2 separate regions of the Mus musculus genome follow, and region 2 is linked to region 1. The links are chromatin loops, found by intact Hi-C in ENCODE. Cell type or tissue: left cerebral cortex. All regions are shown on one strand. Links, peaks and the distances in the headings refer to the core of each region. The heading gives the core; the rest is flanking DNA.

Region 1 (8,351 bases), core at 295-8,294:
CTCCTGGGCACTATGGTTTTATATAAAATTTCAGTTGAACAAGGAGTTCCTCTACTTTATATTAAATATTTTTAAAATTACCATTCTAGAACAACCCCCTAATTTTGTAACTGGTAGCACTGAACATAAGCTGGTCTCTCCAAATGTCCCTTTTCTGGTAGATGATCAAGCTGAGATTTACATTTTGCTATATCCAAAGCCTATTTTTCCTATAACACCAGTGGCTTTTAAGCAAAAAGAACACATAGGGGTCATTTATGAATCTACATGTCCACATGCCTGAGAAATCCTGCTGCCTTGGAAGGACAAAGGGAAGGGCAGGTATGGGGATATCTCAGCAGATGCTGAGGCCACAGATACAGTTCTGAGGACCTGGAGACCTCACAGTCACCAGAACCCAAGACTTGGTTATAAAAGTTCAGCTGAAACTATTTATTTAATAAAAAGGACACAAGAAAACATAGGCTACAGAAATGGCTTAGTCAGTAAAGTGCTCACATGCAAGCATAAAGACCTGAGTTCAATCTCCAGTACCCACATAAAGAAGCCAGACATAGCAACATGCGCTGTGATCTCAGGACTAGGGCTGCAGACAGGAAGTTCCTGTGGCTTGCTGGGTAGCTAGTCCCACCAAATTGGAAAGGTCAAGGTTCAGTGAGAGACCCTGTCTCAAAAAAAAAAAAAAAAATGTAAGATCACAGAGATCCACTGAAGAAGATCCTCAGGGTTAACCTCTGGCTTCCACATATACAAGCAGATACATAAACATACATATGAACATGTATATGTGTATATGTTTATAGACACACATACACAAAAAACATGTAGACATTCATATGTACACACATGACAGTGTTTATATTGATGGATTCCAGGGCTACACCACAGTGGGACATGCCGGTATGTTAAAGTCTCTAAGACATCCTACAGCAGGAATCATCTCGTTTTATACCTCGTGTCTCCAACTACTAGACTTAGCAAGTTTTGGTTCATTAAAGCATCTATCCACACATCCACAGAATTGACTTTGGGAATATCTGCTCTCTTGTTGGTATTACCTTCCAGAAGCAAGACTGAGATGAAGAGTGAGAAAAAGAACCTCCTGCCATCTGCCATGTTGACATGCCACGTGGACTGGTTCAATAGAACCAGTCCAGTGCCTGGTACCCAAATGAAGAAAAACAACCCACCAATTCTGCTTTGCTTACTTTCCCCCCTCATGGCCTCTGAGCCGAACTCAAGAGTGAGTTTGTTCACCTTCTGGTTCTGGGATCTTCCCTGGACCGCGGGAAGTGAGTCTGGTTCTTACAAGGGTTTCATGGGCCAGTCCGCCCGGAAGTGCTGGTCTGCAGCGATGAGCAGGAAAGATTTACAATTGCTGTACTTTCAGTGACCAGGCTTCAATGGCTCCTTTCCTCCTGCTTCATAATGAAAGACTTTTTCTTGTGAGAACTGGGGAATTGACTGTGCTTAGGCTGGGGTCGGCACATTGACTGTGGAGACAAGATCCTCTTAGCTAGTGATGTGTTTTGTGTTGGAGTGACAAAACATCCTAAAATCCAATTTGCTGTTACGAATCCTGGTTCATGGGGAAGCCACCGTGGAGGGGAGTGGATATTCCAGCTTATAGCCCCAGGCTCCTAGGGTGCTTCTGAACTCACGGGCACCTGTTGGCTTAAATATGAGTCCTTTCTGTCTCCCCACTCTGGTCCCAGAGTGAAAAATTCTAAGCATCTTCTAGACACCCCGAATTTATCAGAAGTTTCTACACTGCACATTGCGGGGGGGGGGGGCGCTGGGAGGGGGAAAGCAAATTACATCATGCATGGAATAAAAGTTTAGTTAGAAGGACTCCACAACCACTCTCTTTTCGGTGCCCAAGAGTCTACACACCAGAGAGGCCAAGTCTGCAGAGTTCTGACTTTGGGGTGGGATGTACCCACCATGGTACCTAGCTTCCCAGGGCCCTATTGTATATCTATTAATATCTTAATATGATTCCTAGTGTCTCCACTCATCCTGTGCCCTCTCCACTTTCTTCTTCCTTTTCTTCCTCCTCCTCTTCTTCCTCTTCCTCCTCTTCTTCTTCCTCGACTTCTTCTCTATTCTAAATTCCAAATTGCATTACAGCTATAGGATTACCCTCCCTATGCAGGCCATTGGCACAAACCTCCACCTACGATTACATGATATTTTCCTGCTTAGGTCCTAAGCTTAGATCCTGAGAGCCAATGAATGAATGAAAGAACAACTACAGAGCACCACCTGTGAGCAGTGTCATCGCCTGAATCCAGGCCTTAGAGTGAACTGGCCATCTGTTGCCTAGCAACCTGGGGCCTCAGGCATCTTTAACTGTCATCTCAGCCTAAGTTCTTATGCCATCAAAATGGCAATCCGCAATCCCCACCTTACAGGCTACTTTCAGCATTCAGTGGGAGAGTGTCATTTCCACAATACCAGCAATTTGAAAAACTCACTAGAAAGAGCCAGACCCCAACCATCCCTGGAGATTCCCCAAATCCAAAGCAAAGGCAGAGACTTCATTCATTCCCTTAGCCACACCTTTTGTGTTTTCTACAAAGGAAAAATAGAAATTTCCAAATAAAGTAACAGTCAACCTGAATGGTCTGCTAGAAAGAGCCCATGAAACTTTCTACTCTACCATCAGCCAAGGGTAAGACTCTATCCCCTTAACTAATAGGGAAGTTGAAGCTCAAAGAATAGGAAATTTTGCTTGGGGTCAGAGATAATCCAAAGGAGAAGGTACAACTCTCACTACACTCCCCCACTCACTTAGCAAGGGGAGGAAACATACTGAGTACCTCTACCCTCGCAGCCAGGTCAGACTGCTTAGCACTGAGACTTGCTTCCACCACTTGGTGGCTGTGTGACTGGGAACAAAGTCCTTAACCTCCCTCATCTCAGTTCCTTCAGGGGGATATAGGGACTACAGTAGCCACTGCCTCTTAGGGTGCTCATGGGAATTAAAGGAGCAACCCCATCTAGAGCACTTCAGGGGGATATAGGGACTACAGTAGCCACTGCCTCTTAGGGTGCTCATGGGAATTAAAGGAGCAACCCCATCTAGAGCACTCAAATCATTTGAGTTCAAAGGAAGTGCTGCACAAACGCTTCACAAATAATTAGTATTATTTTCTGTTCCTGAATTTTCATAAGGGCTCTAACCAAAACTACTATTCTCACAACTGCTTCCCTGAGGACGCTGATGCTGCATGATCATAGGACAGGGCTCTCACTCAGGACTTTCTAGAAGCTATTCTGTTTCTGTGGAGAAGCAGCCTCCTTCTTCTGGACCTGGCCTCCAGTGGGGAATCTGGACCCCTGCTTGCCTTCCCTTTTCAGATCCACCTCTTCCCACTTAGCGGCAGAGCCAGCTCCAGTCTCCTTGCTGGCTCCACCTTCCTGTCACAACTAGAATGTCTGCAGTCTGGGAAGCGAGGGTGGGAGGGAAACCCAGAGTAAGTCAGGACAGTGAGAGGGGATCAGGTGGGTGTTAGGGGAGGGAAGAGCAAGGACTAGCCTTTACAGAGACAGTGTCTGCGGGGCTCTGTGTGGACCAAGCATTGCTCATTGGAGCCTCTAGGGCAATTACCCTTATCATGTGCATCTCCCAAACAGCCCTTTGATTTATTAGCACGATGTCTTTTTTAAATACCGCTCTTAAATATAAATAACATTTAATCATCCAGCTGTCATTAAATTCATGTTATATTGATTTCATGGGGTGCTGCACATCTGAGGACAAATGGGCTGGTGGATACAAACACAAAGCTGAAAGGTGGATTCACAAGCTCATGGAGAGGGAGGAACAGGCTTTGAACGAGGAAAGGGGGTGTCAAGGGAAAGAAATGAACCCTGAACAGTTGCCCAGGGTCTGAACTGGTTTCCCATCAGGGAGCCCTGGACACAAATAAAGAGGAAAGGAGAGGGTGACACTCTGGGCACAGAGTAATCAAAGCCAAGATCACATCACAGTAGGTTCACAGCATCCACCCCATCACAGTCAAAGAGCCACTCCAACAGGTCTCCACTGTGCATTGTCTGTACAGTGCCTTCTCTGGTAAGACTGGGCTAAAGCTGCTAAGAAATGCCCCCTAGCTGGCTGGGAGGAGAGACGCTTGCTATAATTTCTTTCCATCAAAGCCCAGTAATACCTAGGAGCTCAGAGCAGTTACTAACCCAACCCCCTGAGCTCTCTCCCCAAGGTAGGAATGCTACCACCCCAGGAGCCCCCCACCCCCACTTAATTGCCAGCATCCCTCCTTGTGATTAAAAGGATCTGTAGGCCAAGTGTAGGCAGATTCTGCCATGCAGATTTGCCTGTCTGCAGGGAGCAGAGCTGAAGCAGGAGAATAGAGACAGGGAAGGAGAGCGGAGCGAATTGGCTGCCTAGGAGCAAAATTCCTCCCTAAAACATTTTCGGAGGGGGGAGGGGCCATGCAGGATTTAGTGAAGAAGCAGATCAGATCATGGGTGATCCAGGCCTGGTGTTCGCAGGCATGCTTCCAGAACAATCTCCAGCTTAATGAGGTTGATCGAAAAGAAGCATTTGTGCCTGGGCCTTTTCTAAACCATGCAACTGAGTGCCCTCCGGTGCAGACCAGAGAACTTAAAGGCCCACAGAAGAATGGTGGAGCAGTGATACTGTAGTATACGGTATACTCCAGGGATGGGCAAAAGAGCCAGGAAATGAAAACAAAACATACAAACGTACACAGATGTTAATTACCGTCGATCTTTTCCCAGAAACCAATAGCAAGTGCAGAAAGTGTGCAGATTCTTTTGAGCTCCAGTGCTTAGCTTATAACCAGCATAATGACAGTTGTCTTTGCATTAGAATGACAGATAGATCCTGAGGCTGCAAAATGTATGAAAAAGGAAAGAGGGAGGCAGAGAAAGAAACAGAAGTCTGTTGTGGGATGATCTGCACCCTAGCTTCCTGCCCTCACAGGCAGGTGGGGGGATGCCTCTCTGAGAGATACTCCCCGTCACTGTAATTCACTGTCTGTTACAAACCATGTGCCACAGCCATATGTATGTGTACACGGGTCCTTCCCAGCCACACACTCCAAGTATGGGCATGCCAAAATGTGCCAATGTCTGTCACAGCCCAGAAGTCAGAAGTGGACACCCCCTGTCACCTGAGCTTGTACAAGCTGACTGCACTTGGCAAGGCTCTAAGAATGCAAGTGTATAGCTAGATGTGTACATACTCACCATTCTTAAAAAGAAAATAGTGTCTCTTTGCGATCTGGGTTCTCCCCATTGTGGAGAGCTTTCCTTTATTCTGGCTTATACCTTTTTCAATCAATCAAAGGGCAGCTTACACCACACACAACAGGAATTCTGCTTCTCTCCCGGGGGGGGGGGGCATCTGCTCTTCCACATAGGCCTAACCAAAGACTTTGGCCAGGTGTGTGTGGGGTGGGGTGGGAGGGAGTTCTACTCGTTTATAAAGAGGATAGAAACAATTTCCATTTTTGCCAGGATGACAAAAACAAACAAGCAACAACAAAATACACAAAGGGACAGCTATAGAAACATAGAAACTTGTTATATATGTATTCAAGCCTAAAATAATGATTTATTTGATTCTTCCATTCTTCTCCTTGCAATAATTGAGCCCCAAAAGAAGTCTGTCTGATACTCTAATAGGGGAGCCATAAAAAAAGCCCTTTGGAACTTCAACACACACACACACACACACACACACACACTCCCATCCATTCTAGGAACTTTCAAAATGAGCAGGCTCTGAAACTGGGGCGGTGGAGGCAGGGAACTCTGGGGAAGTACAACTTGAACCATTGGTTTCTGGAGGGCAGTCCTGCATTCAGAGGATCTAGACTCTGGGTTACACTAGTAGCCTAAGGTACCTAGAATACACTAATAGACCAAATACCTTATAAAGTGGATATCGTCTTCACAGTCCTTTCTCCATTAGTCTAAATCCATCTCTACTCTCCCTCCTACTTCTCAGACACACACCCCAAAAGACATGTGACAGGTGTTAACTAAAGGCGCAGGGGGGAGTTGCCTCACATACACACAGAAGGATAAGGAAGTGAGGGGTTGGCCGCAAACATGTGTCCCTTAAGCCCTGTCTCCTTGTTGTCTACCGGTGACTGGCAACATGAATAAGGTCTGATCCTCCTTAAAGGACCGCAGCATCCTCCCTAGACAAGGAACACTCCTCTAGCTTTGATGTTAAAGCCCCTCCCTGACTGAAATCCCGGCGCATTCCGGGGAAGCAGTGCCACGCTTCGGAAAGGCGTGTGTGCTGCCTTTACTGGGGAATCGCAGAGTCTGTTCCATATGCGCCGCCCTACAGAACTGCAGCCCCAGTTGCCTATGTGGCCTCCTCCCAGGCACCGGATCACCAAGATCTCCAGTTCTCTGCCCTTTAAATATCTCTCTGCCTTTCTCCTATTTAAAAGCAAAAAATCTCCGGGTGTCCAAAAAGCTAAGGGGCACAATTGCACTGGGCGGGTCTCATAAGACCTCCCATGACTTCTCCTGTCTTATAAAAACCAGTTAGGAAATGAAAGGAGCTAGAAACAGCAAAATCGTTCCCTCATCCTACCAGGCTGGATAGGAGAGTCAGTCATTTACTGAATCCCACCCTGAAAGTCCTGGGGAAGAGAAGTCTAGGTCCGGAGAGGAGAAGAACACGGGAAATCCCTGCTCCGGCTGCGATGCACCTACGCGGGTGTCCAGGTGGGACGTGGGCAGGTGCGTGAGCGCAGTGTGTGCCTGTGTGTGAGTATGTGTGTGTGCGCGCACGCGATTTGTGTTTTGCGTGTGTGTGTGTGTGTGTGTGTGTGTGTGTGTGTGTGTGCGTGTGTGTGTGTAGTGGGCTGCCTCAGAGCAGGCGAGGACTCCGGGACCGGACTCGCCACCTCCGCCCGCTCTGCCCAGCTGGCCCTGTGCCCGGCCGGCGGCTCCTTACCTGGAAGCGCGGCGTTTCCCTCCTTCAGCCCCAGCGCCGCATTGACACTGCAGATGGTGCCTGTACCGCTGCCTCTCGCCCTCCTCTGAACGTGTGCGTGTGCGCGCGTGTGGCTGCCTCCTCCAGCCCCAGCCCCGAACGCAAATACTCCACCGAGGCACGGGGAAGCCACGAGCAGCAGAGAAAAACGGAGGGGGCCAAATCAGAGCCTGCCGGGCTTGACAGCTCCTCTTGCAGCGTCCAAGGTGGGCGTAATGTCCAACAAAAAGGTCAGGAAATGAAGATCAATTCCAAGCACCCCTAGCTTCCATCCAGCCCCGGAGCCCAAGCAGCGACAGCGGTGGCTCTCAGGGGCTGCGGCGGCGACGCGGGGCTGCCCCCCTTCGTCCCCACCCCCGCGGGCTGAATGTCCTTGATGCCAAGCGGGCACGGCGGCGTCACTCCGCGCCGCCCATGCTAGCCGGGTCGGGCCGCTGCCCGGGCGCGGCGGCGAGTACGTTGGGGACCCGCCGGGGAGCGCTCTCCGATCCTCTGCGCGCCTCCCTGGGCAGTGACGGCCACCCCCTGGCAGCCCGGGGCTGGCTGCGCCGCTGTCGCCCCCAACCCTGGCCGGGGACTAGCCGGGCAGTGCCCAGGGGCCGGGGCTGGGGGGCCTCGGAAGCCGCCGGCAGCTCCCCGGGGAGGCGCGGAGCTGCGGTGGTAGCAGCGACGGCGGCGGCTAGCGCTGCGGCGGCCAAGAGCGCGGCCGTAGTCCAAGCCGAGCCTCCCAGGCGCGTCCCCGGCCCCCCGGGCGGGCTGCTCGCAAAGTTTGCAGGGGGCAGGGAGCGGGGCCGCCGCTGGCTCGGCCGCCGCCGGAGCTCCCGGGCTGCCTGCTGCCGCCGCGGCTCGCTGCTGCTGTGCATTGAAGCCCGGCCAAGCGCTGCAAAAACTCCAGCTGCCTGGCGCTCTCTGGGTCCTCCTCTCCTCCCTCCCGCCCTCCCTGCTTCCCTTCCTCCCTCCCTCTCCTCGCCTCCTCCCCTCCCCGCCGCCCGCGGCCCGCCGCCGCCGCCGCCGCTGCCGCCGCCGCCGCCGCTCCCTCTCTGGCTCGCTAGCTGGCTCGGAGCTCGCGACTGACATCTAGACCAAGGTAGAGCGGCCGGCAGAGGGGGCAGGGGGCGCTTCCCCGCACGCTGCCGCCACTGGCCCGCCTGCTCTTCCCCAGTGTGGACGTTTGCAGACACCCCCTGGGTCTTCTTGGCTTCCTCGAGTCACCCTGGCGGTGGAGACACAGGGCAGAGTGGTGCATATATGGTGCCACCAAGTGCACTTGGATCGGGGCATACTCCCAAGCAGGCATGTGGTGCAGGCGGTCAGAGGCACTTCTGGGTGTTCCTAACAGACA
Region 2 (8,351 bases), core at 246-8,245, 370 kb before region 1:
GTATATGTAAATATATTTCAAAGACAAATGTAAAACATAGCATACACACTGTTCTAAATACCAGTTTATATTTAACAACTTTCTCTGGTGATTCCATCTAGGCTCTGCATATACAACTCTACTAACCACTTTGTAATATTACATACATGTTTAAGCCACCATGTATGTCATAATTGTCCTATTGATGGGCGTGTAAACATTCTGATTTTTCTCCTGCTTAAAAAAAAAAAAAAACAAAACCCAGCTAAATATGCCAAGATACACATACCCGAGAATCATGTGTTTCTTAGAATAGACTTCACAGGAGGCAATACACAGGATTAAATGGTTTGTTCACATAGGGCCCAATGATGTTTCCCCCAAAGTTGTACCAATTTGCATTTGTATCAGTGGTCCACTGTTTTAGTTAAGACTAAGTGGTCAAAATCTTTTGAAATATTTTTTTCCCAATATGCTATAGAAAAAAATCTTACTTTAAGTCCAGTGATTATGATAGAGAATGCACATAATTGTGTGTACTTTTTAAAATTGCCTTCCTTTGACTTCTCTACCAAAGCCCTGTCTCTAGTGTGCTAACCAACTGTCTTTTGTGAAGCCTTAACTCGGCATAGTCATTCTTATTTGTTGTAAATGTGGCAGTTATTTTTCTCCCCACTCTCAACTTCTTATCTGGTTTTTAACTTGGTTTTCAGTATGTTCTGCTACATTAGCATTCGAAAGTATCTATCTGGCAGAACAGACTAATTTTTTACTTTTTGGTTTCTAGGTTTTCGTCCTGTAGAGATTTTTTTGCTTGGTCCTTAGGTTTTAGTGCTGTTCTGCTCTGTGTTCTGTTTGTTTTGTTGTTGCTGCTATATTTATTTATTTATTTATTTATTTATTTATTTATTTATTTATTGTGCTGGGGATAAAATCCAGGACCTTGCGCATGTCACACAAGCCCCTGTCACTGAGCCATATGCCCAACACTGTTGTTTCTGTGTTATGTTTCTCAAAAAGAACTTTGGAGGAAATGTCTTGTGTGTGTGTGTGTGTGTGTGTGTGTGTGTATGTGTGTGTGTATGTGTACAAACAAAATAATAAAATAAAAAAATATTTAGTGTGGGGGAAAAGGAAAAAAAAAAGGACTAGCTTCTCTTGCGTAAAATTAATTAGAGGCTGTACTCTGCTTGGTCTCCTGTGTGTGCGTGTGATACCTAGACTGTGTGCCTGTCTGCTGTCTGTAATTGTCTGAGGTGGTAGATGAACTATAAAGCCATAACTGGCAAGATCCCAGCTTTACGATGGTATGAAAGGGAAGTTAAGTCTGTAGACTCTTGTCTACAATCTTACACTTTAACTTTTGTCTAGAATCTTGTACTTTGAATTTTGATCTTTTCTTGAGCTAGCCATGTGTTCTATGATACTCTCTGTGACGCTGGCCAGTGGCAGAAAGCTTCAGGTTCCTGTGAACTGGGGTATACAGGAAGAAACAATATTGGTAACTGGTTAGGAATATACAACACATTTTGATCTCATGCTGTTTTCAACTTATGAAAGGTTTATCAAGACACAATGCCGAGGGCTGAGAATGCAGCTCAGAAGTAAACACTTGCCTAGGCTGCACACAGCCCTGGATTCAGTCCATACCCTGTCCACACGAGATGTAAAGATGAGAAACATCTGTATAATAACCTTTTGAACTGATGAATTCTCCATATTTATCATTGCTTCTAAATTAATCCCATTATAAATAAAACTGTGATAAGCATTCTTAAGTGTGGCTTTTTGCGGAATGTTCTAGAAGCATTGACTAAAGACTATGGAGTGTATTAGCTAAACCAGTGGTTCTCAACCTGTGGGTCACAACCCTTTTGGGGTTCAAATGATCATTTTCCAGGGGCCTCCTAAGACTATCAGAAAGCAGGTATTTACATTTATTATGATTCATAACAGTAGCAAAATTACAGTTATGAAGTAGCAACGAAAATAATTTTATGGTTGGGGGTCACAACATGAGGAACTGTATTAAAGGGTCACGGGAAGATTGAGAACCACTGTGAGAGATTAAAGACAGTGGGGGATGGAGTGTGATACTGGAAATTGAACAAGGAGTCAAAGGTCCCTACCACTGAGTTATATCTCCAGCTTCCTTTTTCTGATCTTTCTCTTTCTTGATTTTGGGACAGTCTCATTAAGCTGCCTAGGCTGGCCTTAAACTCACTCACTCTAGCTGAGACAGGATTTGAACATGAGACTCTCCTGCCTCAGCCTCCCAAATAGCTGGAATTATAGACCTGTACTTAGAGTGCCATCTGAAACCTTTTTTTTTTTCTGTTTTTCTTTTTGATACTTTTGGTAGAGGGAGTGGGGGAGAAAGGGAGAGAGAGAGGAAGGACACTGTATGCATGCGGTATGTGTGTGATGCATGCATGTGAGCCTGTGGGTGGATAGGCCTGTGTACACAAGGCCAAAGCAGGGTGGTGGGAGTCCCAGTCTCACCTTACTGTTTGAACTAGAAGCTTATCCATTCATCTAGGTGAGCTCCTGGGGGTCCTTCGTCTCTTTTCCCAGGATGCACCTGAGGCAGTAAGGAGCTTCCAGCTGCGACTTTAAATCCATGTATCCAAACGTCTTCTTAAAAGTTTGTCCCAGTTTCCCTCCCACCACAAGTAAGCAAGCCAGTTGCATCTGGTGCGTCCTTTTATTTTTGGTTTTGTTTTTATTGAGCTAGCATCTCACATCGACAGTCAAACGCTATTGAGGATGACCTTGAACTTCTGACCTTCCTGTCTGTGCCCATCTAATTGGGAGATTGCACCTGTTTGGTTCAGTGCTGGGGATTGACGTTAGTGCTTCCTGCAAGTTAGGCAAGCACTCTACCCAATGAGCTAACTCTTTGGCCTCTTGAGTATTAACTTTTAAAAGGTGTTCTCTTTTGCTTTCATTTGCATGTCATCGCTCTTAGGAGTTTTTGGTTCTTTCTGCATCTCGTGCGTTATACATTCTTGCTCTTTGCTCTTTCGTGATAACTGTCTTTTATTTATAAAGCTTCTTTCTCTGTTAAGAAGAAGGTATCTATTAACTGTGGCGGGTGCAGCCGTATCCCCAGCTTTCGTTCACTTTTAGTTTTCTTACACTGATTTCTGCTGTATACATTTTTAAGTTGAATGTACTCAAAAACCTCTCATCTTTTCCTTATGATTTATTTTTCTGCTCATGCCTCCCCTTCATGAAAGCAAATGAATTCACACCTGCATTCTAATCTTTCCATTTCATTTTTGTATCCCTAGCTCTTTAATCTACCTGAAATTTATTTGGGTGTTTAATGTGAACTCGGGATCTGACATTACTCTTTTCCTGGTATCAACCAGCGCCATTTACTGAAGGATCTCGCCTTTCCTTGTTGATTTGAACTGTCACCTTCATCACACATTGAATTCTTACATGTCAGGATTCTTGCCCTGAGCATCCTATCTCACTCCATGGATCTAACTGATATCGCAACACTTTAATCATCTGGCTTTATAATAACATTGTTGATGCCGGGTCCACGGTGGGGGAAGGGGATGTCAAGCTTCCCCCACACCATGCTGTATCAGCAACTGTTGGCTTTGCTTTGATTTCAGGAAATTGTAGGAGCCACCGATAGATGTTTGGGTCACTGAGTGATGGTAGCTGAGAGGGATGGTTCCAAGTCAGAGTGAATCCATTAGTATCCCACCTGCTACCGGTGCCATGGAGATTTCCTGATGGCCATCAGGAGGAATGGCATACGCTGCACCTATGTGGTTCTGCATCACTGAGTCTAGCAAGCACAATTTCAGGGCACTGCCAGACCCGAGGAGGCTGTGCCAGCAGCTCTCATCTAATGCTCACAGGATGGACGATAGGTGACTGTGAGGTGAGGCAGGCTGGAAAACAGCTTCTGCTGTAATGCCAAGCATTGTGTGATTGTGTTTGCTGGTCTGGAAAGTAGTGTTTACTCATTTACCAGATGTGGCTCACCGCATCTCCCCCACTAGGCAGGTTAGGGGTCAAGGTCGTCTGTTGAATGACCTTTCGCCAAGAGAAAATTTAGCCAGAGAGTACACAGGCCTGGGAGTAAGTACGGGATTTCATTTTCAGCCTCCACAGAGGACAGCCCAGGGCTTGCTTCCCATGGGAAAGCTCGTGGAGAGTTAGAGACAATAGAGAGAATTGAATTCACACTCCCCGGCAGACTTTAATTTTGCTCTTTCTCACCTCTCTGTACCCCACAAGGCCAGCAGCCATGTTCCTCCCTCTCCCTGTTATTTCCATCCTTGACTACAGCTCCCAAGTATGGCATCTCAGTATCCCAGTAATAATGAAGGCAGAGAGATGGCCCCATAGACACCTGAAAATGTTGTGTTAGATTTAGGGGCCATCCCCAGGATATCTTATTATGTATATGAAAACACTTTATGTATGAAAAACCACTCTCTGTATGAAAAAGAATCCTCACTCCAAAATACTTCAGGTCCCAAGTATTGTGATAAGGGGCATCTCAAGCCTGTGTGTCATCTCTTCCCTCCCTCTTGGGTTGCCTCCGTCTCCCAGGTAGCTCTCACTTACTGTTCAGCTGGGATGTAGCCATCCACCAAGGGGCTGCATTCCACACCAGCCACTTTCACGTGTGATGCAATGTCACGGAATTCCAGGCCCAAGTTCTCCCCTCGGATGGTGACCTTGGTGCCCCCTTCTCGAGGGCCCGTCACTGGGATGATCTGCAGGGAGAAGAAGGAGTGATTCTTCAGGCCCATGAAGCATCACCGCCCACTTGCTGAAGAGGCCAGAATGGGTGTGGCTCTTTTGCATCTGTGTGTGGTTCCTCCAACAGGTCCAGAAAATGTGTGGCTAGCAGTAGGTGTTATCCTTGGGTAAAGAATCTGTATTTCTCTGTGGCTCTGAGAGCCATGATCAAAACCCCTGGTCTATCATCCCATCTCATGGAAGAAGAGAATATAACTGCAGTGTTACTAAATACAGAGAAAATCAGGAGATACTTCTGGCATAAAATGTAATTCTCTTGCCCACCCAGATTCATATGCATTAAGGACTATCCCACTCAGTTTCAAGATGAACTGTCCAGTCTCTGTGTTATTTCTTTTCACTGAAAATCTCAAGGTACCTTCTTACATCTCCTTCACAATCACTATTCAGGTTGAGTTCCCCACCCTTCACAGCCCTTCCTCCTCTCTTGAACTTCAGCTTCCTAAAGCAAGCATCTCTCTAGTATCCCCTGCATGCCTTATCAATGGCAGCAGGCTGTTGCAGCCAAGCCAACCTACTCGTCTCTCTTTGAACATTTGGCATACCATTTACCTTCCTTGTTCCCTTGGCTTCTCATGGAAGTGGTTTTAATTTAGACTTTACCCTGGTATGCTGGTCAAAGCCACTGTCCTTCCCTCCAGAGATGTTGCCATGGATGTTAAAGCTCATAATTAGAATGTAGGGGTTCGGCAACCAGGACTTGGCCTGCTTTGAGGTAGGGGCTGTGGACAGTGAAAGTCATCTAATTGTTACTTCCCACAGGAAAGCCCTCTTCTGTTCCTGGTTTCTGAACGCCTACAACCTGTAGTGAGGTCATTGTGGGAGATTCTGAATGACAGGAGTCTCTAGTACTTTCCAGAATGTCCCTCTACCCCATTCTGCAAGGGTTGCATATAGGGCAGTTCTGCATAGCTGGTAAAATTGAAGAACCAAAGGCATTGAACTGGGCTATCCCTGGTGCAGCTTTTCCGGGGTTGGGGCGGCTGGGGTGGGGGGTGGGGGTGGAAAGCGCTGTTTACTTACTGAAGACTAGCAACTTTCTTCCTCTTACAGATTCCTTTGTGAACACACATGCTCATAAGTAAGCATTTATATGCTATGTGAGTTTACATGCGCATATTCCCATTACAGTGGAAAACAACCTTATTGGAGAAACTGGCCCATTTCCGTTCACATCAGGTGGGCAGATGTGTGGAAGGCAAGGACAGGGTGCTTAGGTTCTCCCCCAATGCTTGTCCAGATGGTGGGTCCCCAGTGCATTCCTGACACCTGGCAGGGGTGCCTGCACCGAGTTCCAGCCCTAACTTGTCATCCTGTAAGAGGGATTTTATCTTTGAACCAATCCAAGTCCCCTGGAAGGCTGATGCCAGGTTGGAGGCAGTTAAGTAGCCCCCACCATGGTGCGATTTGTTTAATTTGTCACCTCTATCTTGTGATTTTCTTGGATTCAGGCCAAGGAGAAAGCAAATCCAGCTGATGGGTTTCAATGCACTGAGTCACCCAGTGCCACAGCCCCAGGGAGAGCTTAGCTGTTAGCAGCGTGAGAGTAGTGCTCCCACAGAGAAGACACGGGATTGTGAATGGACTGGGAAGGAGAGATAGGGGTGTGGAAAAGTAGGCTGAAGGCCATTTACCTCCCCCCAACCCAGTCCTCCATCCTGGAAGTCACCACAGACAACAGTGAAGTGGGGGCCTGGAGGAAGGCCTGGTTTTGATAACCACATCACCAGGAATGCTGAGGATGGAGGGTCTCAGACAAGGGATGCCGTTTGAAGGCCACCCTCAGCTGGATGAAAGGGGCACACTCATAAAAGCCAAGACCCCAGTGGCACATTTTGCAAGAGCAGTATATGCCCTACCACTGTGGTGAAGGAGAACATGAATTCAAGACTCAGGAGCTTTGGGAGACAATACCGTTTTCTTCCTACTCTGGTTATTGTAAAGCCACAGCTCTGACAATAGTCTCTACCTGGGAAAGGAAGATAATAACCCTGACCTTCACAGCTGTGAAGGGTTTAATTATGTTCATCCCCCCAACCTTGCCAATTCATAGGTGGAAGTTCTAACTAATCTCATGACTTAGTTATTTCTCTTGTTGCTATGACCAAATACCTGAGAGAAGCAACATAAGGAGAAAGGACTTATTTTGGCTCATGGTAAAGGGGGTTAGATCGATCACAGTGGGTAAGGCATTGCACAGGGCTTGGTCCCTGGTGGCAAGAACATATGGCAACTGCTTGCTGAATGGCATTATCCATGAAGCAGAGAATACAGAAGGAAGTTGGGCTCCAACCCCCAGTGTTTACCCTCCATAGCTCCCAGCTTAATTCCACCTCCTAAAAGTTCTACAATCTCCTAAAACACAACCACTACCTAGAGACCAGGTGTCCAAACACACAAGCCTGTAAAAGACATTTCATATTCAAACTACAATATTCTAGTTCTGCAAACATGACTGTAGGTAGAGGTACATGTCTTTACAGAGATCATTAAGCATAAAGGAGGTTATTAGGACATCCTGGTGTGATCATGGTGTTATAATTGGGTCATTTTGGAGACATGTATAGAGGAAAAGATGAAATGGGGACAGTTGATGTCTAACCAGTTCCTCCACAGCCTTCAGAAGCAGCCAATCCTGCGAACACCTTGATCTAGGACTTCTGCCTCCAGCATAGTGATAGTTCAAGCTACATGGTTTATGATGCTTGGTTATAAAACCTCCATAGTCCAACAAGGCTTCTGTGCTTCCTAACCAGGGATAGGAGAGAAATGTGCAAAACTCCATAGCATCACACAGATATAGTCTAGGGTCATGGTCATCATTGCTCAGTGTGGGTCTGGTGCATTAGCAAAACTGGGCAAAGATGGGTGCCAGTGAGTCCTCCTGATTTACAGATGCAGATACAGCTATTTTCCCCATCTGCATCCTCCATGGCTGAGAGGTATTGAGTACCTACTGTGTGCTAAGCACTGTTCCTGAGGTTATAGCAGGAATATATATATATATAATGGATCCTTATGTTGGAGAATATTTATATATTAAATATTTAGGGGAAGAGCAAAGATCTCCAGCCTGGTGGAAAATACCTTAGGTGGACTCACTGTCAAAAGTGTGGAATGGGATCAGGAGACAGAAATGTCTATATAAAGCCCAGGGGCAGCAGCTCCCTTGTTTAGACACTCTTGGTAGTGATTTTAACCAGAATGGCGATGAGTTAAGAAGGAGGTAAGGGAGGCTGATGAGTTTCCAAAGTGTGCTACAAAGGAAGCACCATGCCTTCAAGCCAGTTCCTGGAACTCTCTGTGACACAGCAGACTCCTGTATAGGTGAGGCATGCTGATGAAGACCTATACAGACCCTCCTTTGTCCCCACTACCTGTGTGCTGTGCTCTGCCCTGCTCTTTTCTGCTCTGCAGTTAGACTCATAAACTGTATTCAGATATACTTCTACAGCTCAGGTCTTATTGGGGCAAGTACTGGTGTCTCTCTGTTGTGGTTTTCTGCTGCTGCCCAGAGCTGGGCTCTGCCCCCTGGACCAAATGTGTTCAATGTTTAGTGATGCTACTGCTGATAAAGT

The links. A loop is a pair of places that touch in the nucleus more often than their neighbours do. Peaks named below come from ENCODE experiments on the same cell type or tissue, not always from the same donor. Only the 100,000 strongest peaks of a DNase experiment are listed, where the experiment ranks them.
Region 2: it touches region 1 in a loop (3-fold over the local background); 3 of 42 quality-filtered maps call a loop at or near these places.

The regions. Positions count from the first base shown.
Region 1 is chr6:32,580,334-32,588,684 of GRCm38, forward strand. Plxna4 (plexin A4) reads right to left here and starts at 7,859. Exons shown (of 32, transcript NM_175750.3): 1 at 6,971-7,859. In left cerebral cortex, for the core only: CTCF peaks have their summits at 3,425, 4,115, 6,323 and 8,213; DNase peaks (open chromatin) are centred at 3,443, 4,122, 4,419, 5,011 and 3 more places; H3K4me3 peaks cover 5,317 bases; H3K27ac peaks cover 2,064 bases.
Region 2 is chr6:32,206,390-32,214,740 of GRCm38, forward strand. It overlaps Plxna4 (plexin A4), which reads right to left. Exons shown (of 32, transcript NM_175750.3): 13 at 4,576-4,727. Among named protein-coding and RNA genes, the nearest start is that of Gm13850, 98 kb to the left of the region's middle. In left cerebral cortex, for the core only: no CTCF peak of the experiment used is centred there; DNase peaks (open chromatin) are centred at 4,809 and 6,226.